Regions from separate parts of the Homo sapiens genome. Here region 1 is linked to region 2. A link is a contact called in ENCODE POLR2A ChIA-PET data. All regions are on one chromosome and are shown on one strand. Each heading gives the region's core, a stretch centred on a gene start or an enhancer-like site at or near the end of the contact. The rest is flanking DNA. Distances are from core to core; before and after follow the strand shown.

The links. ChIA-PET counts read pairs that join two places held with the same protein, here RNA polymerase II (POLR2A).
Region 1: POLR2A ChIA-PET joins it to region 2 with 19 read pairs in PC-3. The contact joins two enhancer-like sites. POLR2A ChIA-PET finds 5 or more read pairs at or near these places in 2 of 52 experiments (PC-3 and activated T-cell).

The regions. Positions count from the first base shown.
Region 1 is chr3:31,275,606-31,279,162 of GRCh38, reverse strand. No RefSeq gene overlaps it. Among named protein-coding and RNA genes, the nearest start is that of MIR466, 120 kb to the right of the region's middle. Within about 2 kb of position 1,487, at least 2 of the 41 ENCODE cell types and tissues checked have a DNase peak (open chromatin) inside an H3K27ac peak, as active enhancers do.
Region 2 is chr3:30,634,098-30,637,281 of GRCh38, reverse strand. All of the region lies in intron 1 of TGFBR2 (transforming growth factor beta receptor 2), which reads right to left. Among named protein-coding and RNA genes, the nearest start is that of TGFBR2, 29 kb to the right of the region's middle. Within about 2 kb of position 1,366, at least 7 of the 41 ENCODE cell types and tissues checked have a DNase peak (open chromatin) inside an H3K27ac peak, as active enhancers do.

The DNA of each region.
Region 1 (3,557 bases), core at 238-2,737, 640 kb before region 2:
GAGGATGTTCATTCTCCTGATTGTGGTAATAGTTTCATAGGCGTATGTGTGGGTTAAAATGTATCAAATAGTCCGCTTTATGAGCAGCTTGTTATACTTCATTCTTACCTCCATAAAGCTGTGAACAAAGTAGACTCTAGGGTAAATCCAGCTTATACACAGTTTCCTACAGTGGTTTTCAAACTGAGTTTTGAGGGAAACCTTGGTGTTCTCAGGGCTTCTGGGACTGGTGTCCGAGGGAAGTGTTCGGGGGAAGCAGGCTGGCTGAGCTCAGCCTCCAACTCTGCTTCTACCAGAGGAGATGTTCTCTGGCCTATACCATTCTCGAGCTTTCAGGTCACTGGTGAAGCCACTCAGGGTCCACCGGTGGAGTAGGCTTCAGAGGCTGGGACTAAGCTGTGGGGAAGTTACATCTGGAAGGAAGGACGGGGAGGGCCTGGGAAGGGCCTGATGGGGGTGAGTCACTCTACAACCTGCCTGGGAACCCAAGGTAAGCATCAGGTCCTGCTGCAGATCAGCTTCTCCAGGGAAAAGCAGGTACCCCTGGGGAGGGAGACTCTGCACACAGGGCTCCCACATCCCCTGAGGTGAGGCATTAAAAGGACTAGGACTTGGGATGGGAGCTGTAGTAGGAGTCTGTGTGGTGTAGGGAAGAGGTTCTTGTGATGCATTCAAGGAGTTTGTAAATATGCAGAATCCCAAGCCCCTTCCTCTGGGACTCTGATTCAGATGTTCTGGGGGAAGGACCTGGGGATCCCCTAAGAAAGTCCAAGGACCAGGCCAGGAAAAAGCTAGTGGAGTGGGCAGAGCACTGGTTGTGGACTCAGAGTGTTCTGGCTCCAACTCTCAGCTCCCCTGACCATGTGAGCTTAGGCAAGTTACTTAATCTATCAGAGCCATGGGATCTTCATCTTCAATAGCTCCCTGTGGCTTGGATAATGTTATGGGCTGAACTGTGTCTCACATCAAACTCATGTGTTGAAGCCCTAAACTCCAGTACCTCAGAATGTAACCATATTTGGAGATAAGGTCTTTAAAGAGGTAACTAAACAGAAATAAGGTTGTTGGCAGTAGGTTCCAATCCAATATGACTGGCTTCCTTATAATAGGAGATTAGGGCATAGACAGGCATAGAAGGAAGACCATGTGAAGACACAGGGAGAAGATGGTTATCTACAGGCAAGGAGAGGGGCCTCAGAAAAAACCAAACCTGTGGACAACTTGATCTTGGACTTCTAGGTTCCAGAACCGTGAGAATATAAATTCCTGTTGTCTAAGATGCCCAGACTGTGGTGTTTTTTTATGGCAACCCTAGCAGATTAATACAAATAGGAAGTACAGCATGCAGTGCCTGGCATGCAGTGAAGCCCAGTAAATGGGAGCTATCTTTGTTACTAACACTAATCGCCCAACAGAAATATCCAGGAATCTCCAAATAGCTGGCACTGGAGCCAAGAGGAAATAGTGATGATGTTCATGTCTGGCTCAGGGCTGCTTTCCTGTGGTAGTTGTTTGCTGACCTTGCCCTGGAGGCTGGAGGGTCTCTGTGCCCAAGAAGACTGGGGCAGCACTGTGGTGTCAGCCTGCCATTTCCTGGGTTGCAGGAAGAAAGGTATTCCTTTAGTCCTGGCAAGGTGTTGGCATTGACACAAACCTGTCAGGCAGTTATGGTATTGTGGAAAGCCAGCATCCAGTGGAGTGGAGAATAGATGTGAATAACTCTAATAAAATAGAAAAATGCTAGCAAGGAGTCTGGGCATTGAATTTTCATAGGCATGCTGAGCTTTTGGGGGAATTGAAGTAAGAAATCAGCAGAAGCCACAAGGAGGAAATGGGTTGCATTTGCCTACGTTGAAATGATTTGGGGAGGTGTTTGATGAGCATTTTGCAAAGCTTTTTTCCCTTTTCCTACTCAGCCAGGAGTTTCTTCCTCTGGATTCCCACAGTGCCTACCTACCTTCTGAGACTTAGTTCATCATTTCAGTTTACTTGCTTGCTATATCTCCCATTGAATCCACGGACTTGATGAGAACAGGGATTTTGCAATATTTATCTCAGTTTCCCAGATGGGCATTGAATAGATGGTGGTTTGAGTTTCTGAATGTAGTACTCACATTTTCTACTATAATGTATTCACTCTGACCCAGGCACTACTCTGTGCATCTTAAAAACAGTAACTGATTAAATCCTTTAACCACTCCTTTGTATTACACGATGTTAAGGTCTAGGGAGAGTAAGCATTTGTCCACGGTCTCACACCTAAGTAGGAAGGAGAATTCAGACCCAGGCAGTCTGGCTCCAGCATGCAGTCACCGAGCGTACCGTCACTACCATGGGAGAGTGGCTACTTCTGGTAGCCCTTTCTTCTACATCAAGTGTTTTTAACCTTTTCTGTGCCATGCCCTCCTGGAATTCTTGTGATACCTAAGAACTCTTTCCAAGAATAATACTTTTAAATGCATAAAAACTAAAACACATAGGATTACAAAAAAACTCAATTATAGTAAAATACAGCTATCAAAATATTTAAGATATCAAATTTGTGAAATAGTAATAGTACACACCTCTTTATTAACACATTAATTTGTAAAATAGTAAGGTACAAATCTCTTTATTAACAGATTAAATAACAAGAGCTGGCAGTGGGTCTAATCACTACTGTAATTCCCCAGGAGTCATGGTGTTTAGAGATTATTATAAACATGTCATAAAGTAATATTTGGTGATATCTGCAACAACTGTAAAGTGATAGGAAAAGGTATGAGATTTTGATTGGTGATAAAGTCACAGTTACTGCACATACTACTGTGGTCCGTTCCTACTTCATAATTGAAAGAAATAAGCAATTCAGTTAGAGGTGGTAAAGAATAGAGGTGTTCGTTTTTGTCGTCTAAGCACGCAGACCCCCTGAAGTCAAGAGTTGGATGTGATCCCTAGTTTGGGACCTCTATTCCAGATGCTCTAGCTTTTATTTCTCCTCAAGTGTGATCTGTCAGCCAGCAGCCTCAGCATCACCTGCAAGGTCTTTGAAATATAGAACACAACCCCCTCCCTAGGTGTATGGATTGGAATCTGCATTTCAATGAGATCTTCAGGTGATTTGTATGCACATAAACATTTGAGAAGCACTGCAAAATATATGCTTGCTTAGGTTAGACGAGCAAAGAGCTGTGTACTTGAACAGTTTAGAAAGGTGTGACTGTACCTGTGTTTCTACCCTTCTTTCTGCCTTTTATAAGCAACTTCCTGAAGTGGGGTATAACCTAACGGATGATGATGTTGGAACAATAGCCACTGTCTGTCAGTGTGTCCTACCTTGGGACTACTAACCCTCAGGGCAAGGATGTTAGTATTCTCGATTTTGTCTCCCACAGGTGATGTGTGGACTGACCAGCAGATCTGCTTTTTGGAGAGTGCAGTCTACACGTTCTGCCTGTGGCTGGGGGTAAATCAATGCACTTCATGGAGGAAAGATATTTTATGTCTTAGATCCAAGTCCAGTTCTCCAATCCAGTTTTTCCAGTGCTAGAACATAAAGAGCATTTTAATTTTCTTCT
Region 2 (3,184 bases), core at 117-2,616:
ATAGCAATTACTAGTCCTAAGTATCTGCACTATGGTTTCTCCCATTTTGTGGTGGTTTCCCTTGACTCTATCCATACCTTTGTAAGTACTTGTTTTACTAAACTCTCCTTAAATCTCCCTAATTTGAGGGTGCCATCTGCTTGCAACTGGAACCCTGGTTGACACACCACCATTTCTGTTTTGTTGTTATTGCTTTTATTGCTTTTTTTTTTTTTTTTCAGACAGAGTCTTGCTCTGTCACCCAGGCTGGAGTGCAGTGGCGCGATCTCGGCTCACTATAAGCTCTGCCTCCCAGGTTCACGCCATTCTCCTGCCTCAGCCTCCCGAGCAGCTGGGACTACAGGTGCCCAACACCACGCTTGGCTAATTTTTTGTATTTTTAGTAGAGACGGGGTTTCACCGTGTTAGCCAGGATGGTCTCGATCTCCTGACCTCGTGATCTGCCCACCTTGGCCTCCCAAAGTGCTGGGATTACAGGCTTGAGCCACCACGCCTGGCCTGTTACTGCTTTTTAAAGGGAATACACACACACACACACACACACACACGTGCACACACATGCATGCTTATATATTTAGACGGTCTCTGGGAGTAGATGCAAGGACATGAGAATCAAACATTATTTGGCCCTGTAAAAGGAAAATAAATAGGTAGAAAACTGAGGTTGAGAAGCAACTTTTTATTTCATACCCTTCTGTTACTTTTGAATTTTCTATTATTTTTCTGTACTTAAAAAATGTTTTCATTATAAATGAGCAAATGCAAGGCAGATTCTGTCATGGCAGATGCATGCAGCTTTCATTCAAGTGACAGCCCCACATAGCCTCTGGGCACCAGGATCAGAAGTGGAGAAACAATACCTAATAGGGAGACCACCATGTGGGCAGAAAATAAAGAGATAAGCTCAAAAGCATCAATTTTCCTTTTCATGCACATGTTTTTGTAATACTAATATAGTTTTTAAAACCTGTCAAGAATGACATAATCAATACTCTAAAATCTCTTAGAGCAGGAAATAATTCTAGTAAAATACCTAGTACGGGCCGGGTGCGGTGGCTCACGCCTGTAATCCCAGTACTATACACACACACACACACACACACACACACACACACACACACACACATACATATATATTTTCACACTGAAACTACCTACCATCTGGCCAACAATTAAGGATATCAAATGTCTGGGATACTCTCCACACAACAAGACATCTAAAACAAACACCAGGTTGGTCCCTACCCTCCTATGGCTTATATTCTAGTTTGAGAGGCAACATTAACAACGGCAACCTCATGTGAATCAGTTACTTGCCTTTAAATGCAAACATGAGGTCAGAAATGGAGACAGAGCTGATACGGGAAGTGTGTGTGTGAGTGTGTGTGTTTATGCATTTATGTGTGTGATTTCCTCATTTGGACTTGTTCAACTGAGGGAATTTAGCTTTGTAGGTTTGAGTTTCACTAGCATTTTGGCTCATGAATTTAGTAGTTTGCTATGATTGCTTTAAGAAAACTGCATAAACATAAATTTGTATTTACCAAACAAATTAAGGGATTAAGGAATGATTACTTGTGTCTCAAATGAATTCATCCAATGAGGTACTTTAAATTGAAATCTTGGCTGTACCTTTAAACTCAAATTTTTTTAAATGCAATTTACAAGGAAGTTTTTTTAGTCTTCTACGGAATGAAACAAGCTGTAGCTGAACGGAAAAATAATTGGCTTTCTCCAGTGACAAACATAAAATAACTGAGCTGGAATTTCAATTGCATCCTTTCCTATTTAACACTTACCAGCCCCAATGACCCCAAATAAATCCTAAAAATGCATACTTGGTTTTCTTGCTTTCTTGTATCATTGAAGAATGAAGTACAATTTGAGTCCCCCCAACGCTTGCTGAATTTTCATTTATTTTTCTGTTTTTTGTTTGTTTTTGTTTTTAGTGGCAGGGGACCTCTCTGAGATACAGGCCACATAACAGGAGACAAAATCTAAACATTTAAAATGACTCTTGCAGGTGGAAATATCTACACATTGTTGCCAAAGGCAGTATTTCAGAATTCTAGCACTTGTGCCATATTCAAAAAGCTGAAACAATTGTAACTTTCTCAATCATGCTCTTTCAGCTCTAATAGGACCCAGTGAATAAAACAAATTTCTGAAAGCTGGGGAGAAGCAAGCAGTTTATAGTAAATACTGTCATCAATACATGAAATTCTTAAGTTTTTCATTGATAAAGCTCACTTTAACAGTGCCTTTATCTGGCAAAGACTGACTGCAGGGACTATGAGATGAGTCAAAAACCAGAATGTAGGGTTTGGGGCTGAGAAGAACAGGAAGCCAGTTAAAAAAGTTAAGCCATATAAATGCAAATGGTATATTAGATCAAGTGAAAGAGTAGAATGGAGCACTATTTCATGAACTCTCAAAATAATAACTTTATGCCTCTGCTGAGAAGTGCTTTAAAGTTGGTACTTTACCTAAAGTGACAGCAACTGAGAAAACAATTCTCCCTCAGTTGACAGGACTTGGAGTGCTGTAGCAACAAGGAAATAATTTATTATTGAAAATAAAAGATGATTAAATAACTCTCTTGGTGATGGTCAAAACATTGGTAAATGGCACAGACTGATAGAGGCAAGATAATGATACACGACTGACGGAGTTTTACAACATTCCAATTCAACTAAAGTAATTTGTTACTTACCAGCAAAATTAGTCAACCTAAACGAAAATGTGCTGCTTTCTGACAGCCCTCATATTTAAACCCTTGAGGGAAGGGGGACAGGATAAGACATGGTCCTTTCCTCAAGATCTTTAAGTTCTTCTAGGGAATTTTTAAAAATGCACGAAATGATTTTCATCAAAAGAGCTTTGGAAATAAGGATGGTCTAAATGAAGATGTGCTTTTTAATTAAGTTATTCATTTAGGATTTAAACAATTCTTTATCTCAAAGTACTGAGGCAGCTTAATGGAAAATGCAGAAACTAACACAAAATCTGGTAAGAACAGATTTTTAAAAGATAGTGACTATTAGAGAATCTGAAAAATCAGCCCCTGAAATGAACCATTTGCCTCAACTAAGCATGGGATTTGGTCCGAATATCAATGTTCTGTGAGAGCAGAATTTTCACTGATAAATTTCTCCGTGGAGGCTTTTGCTTCAGTTTTTCAAAA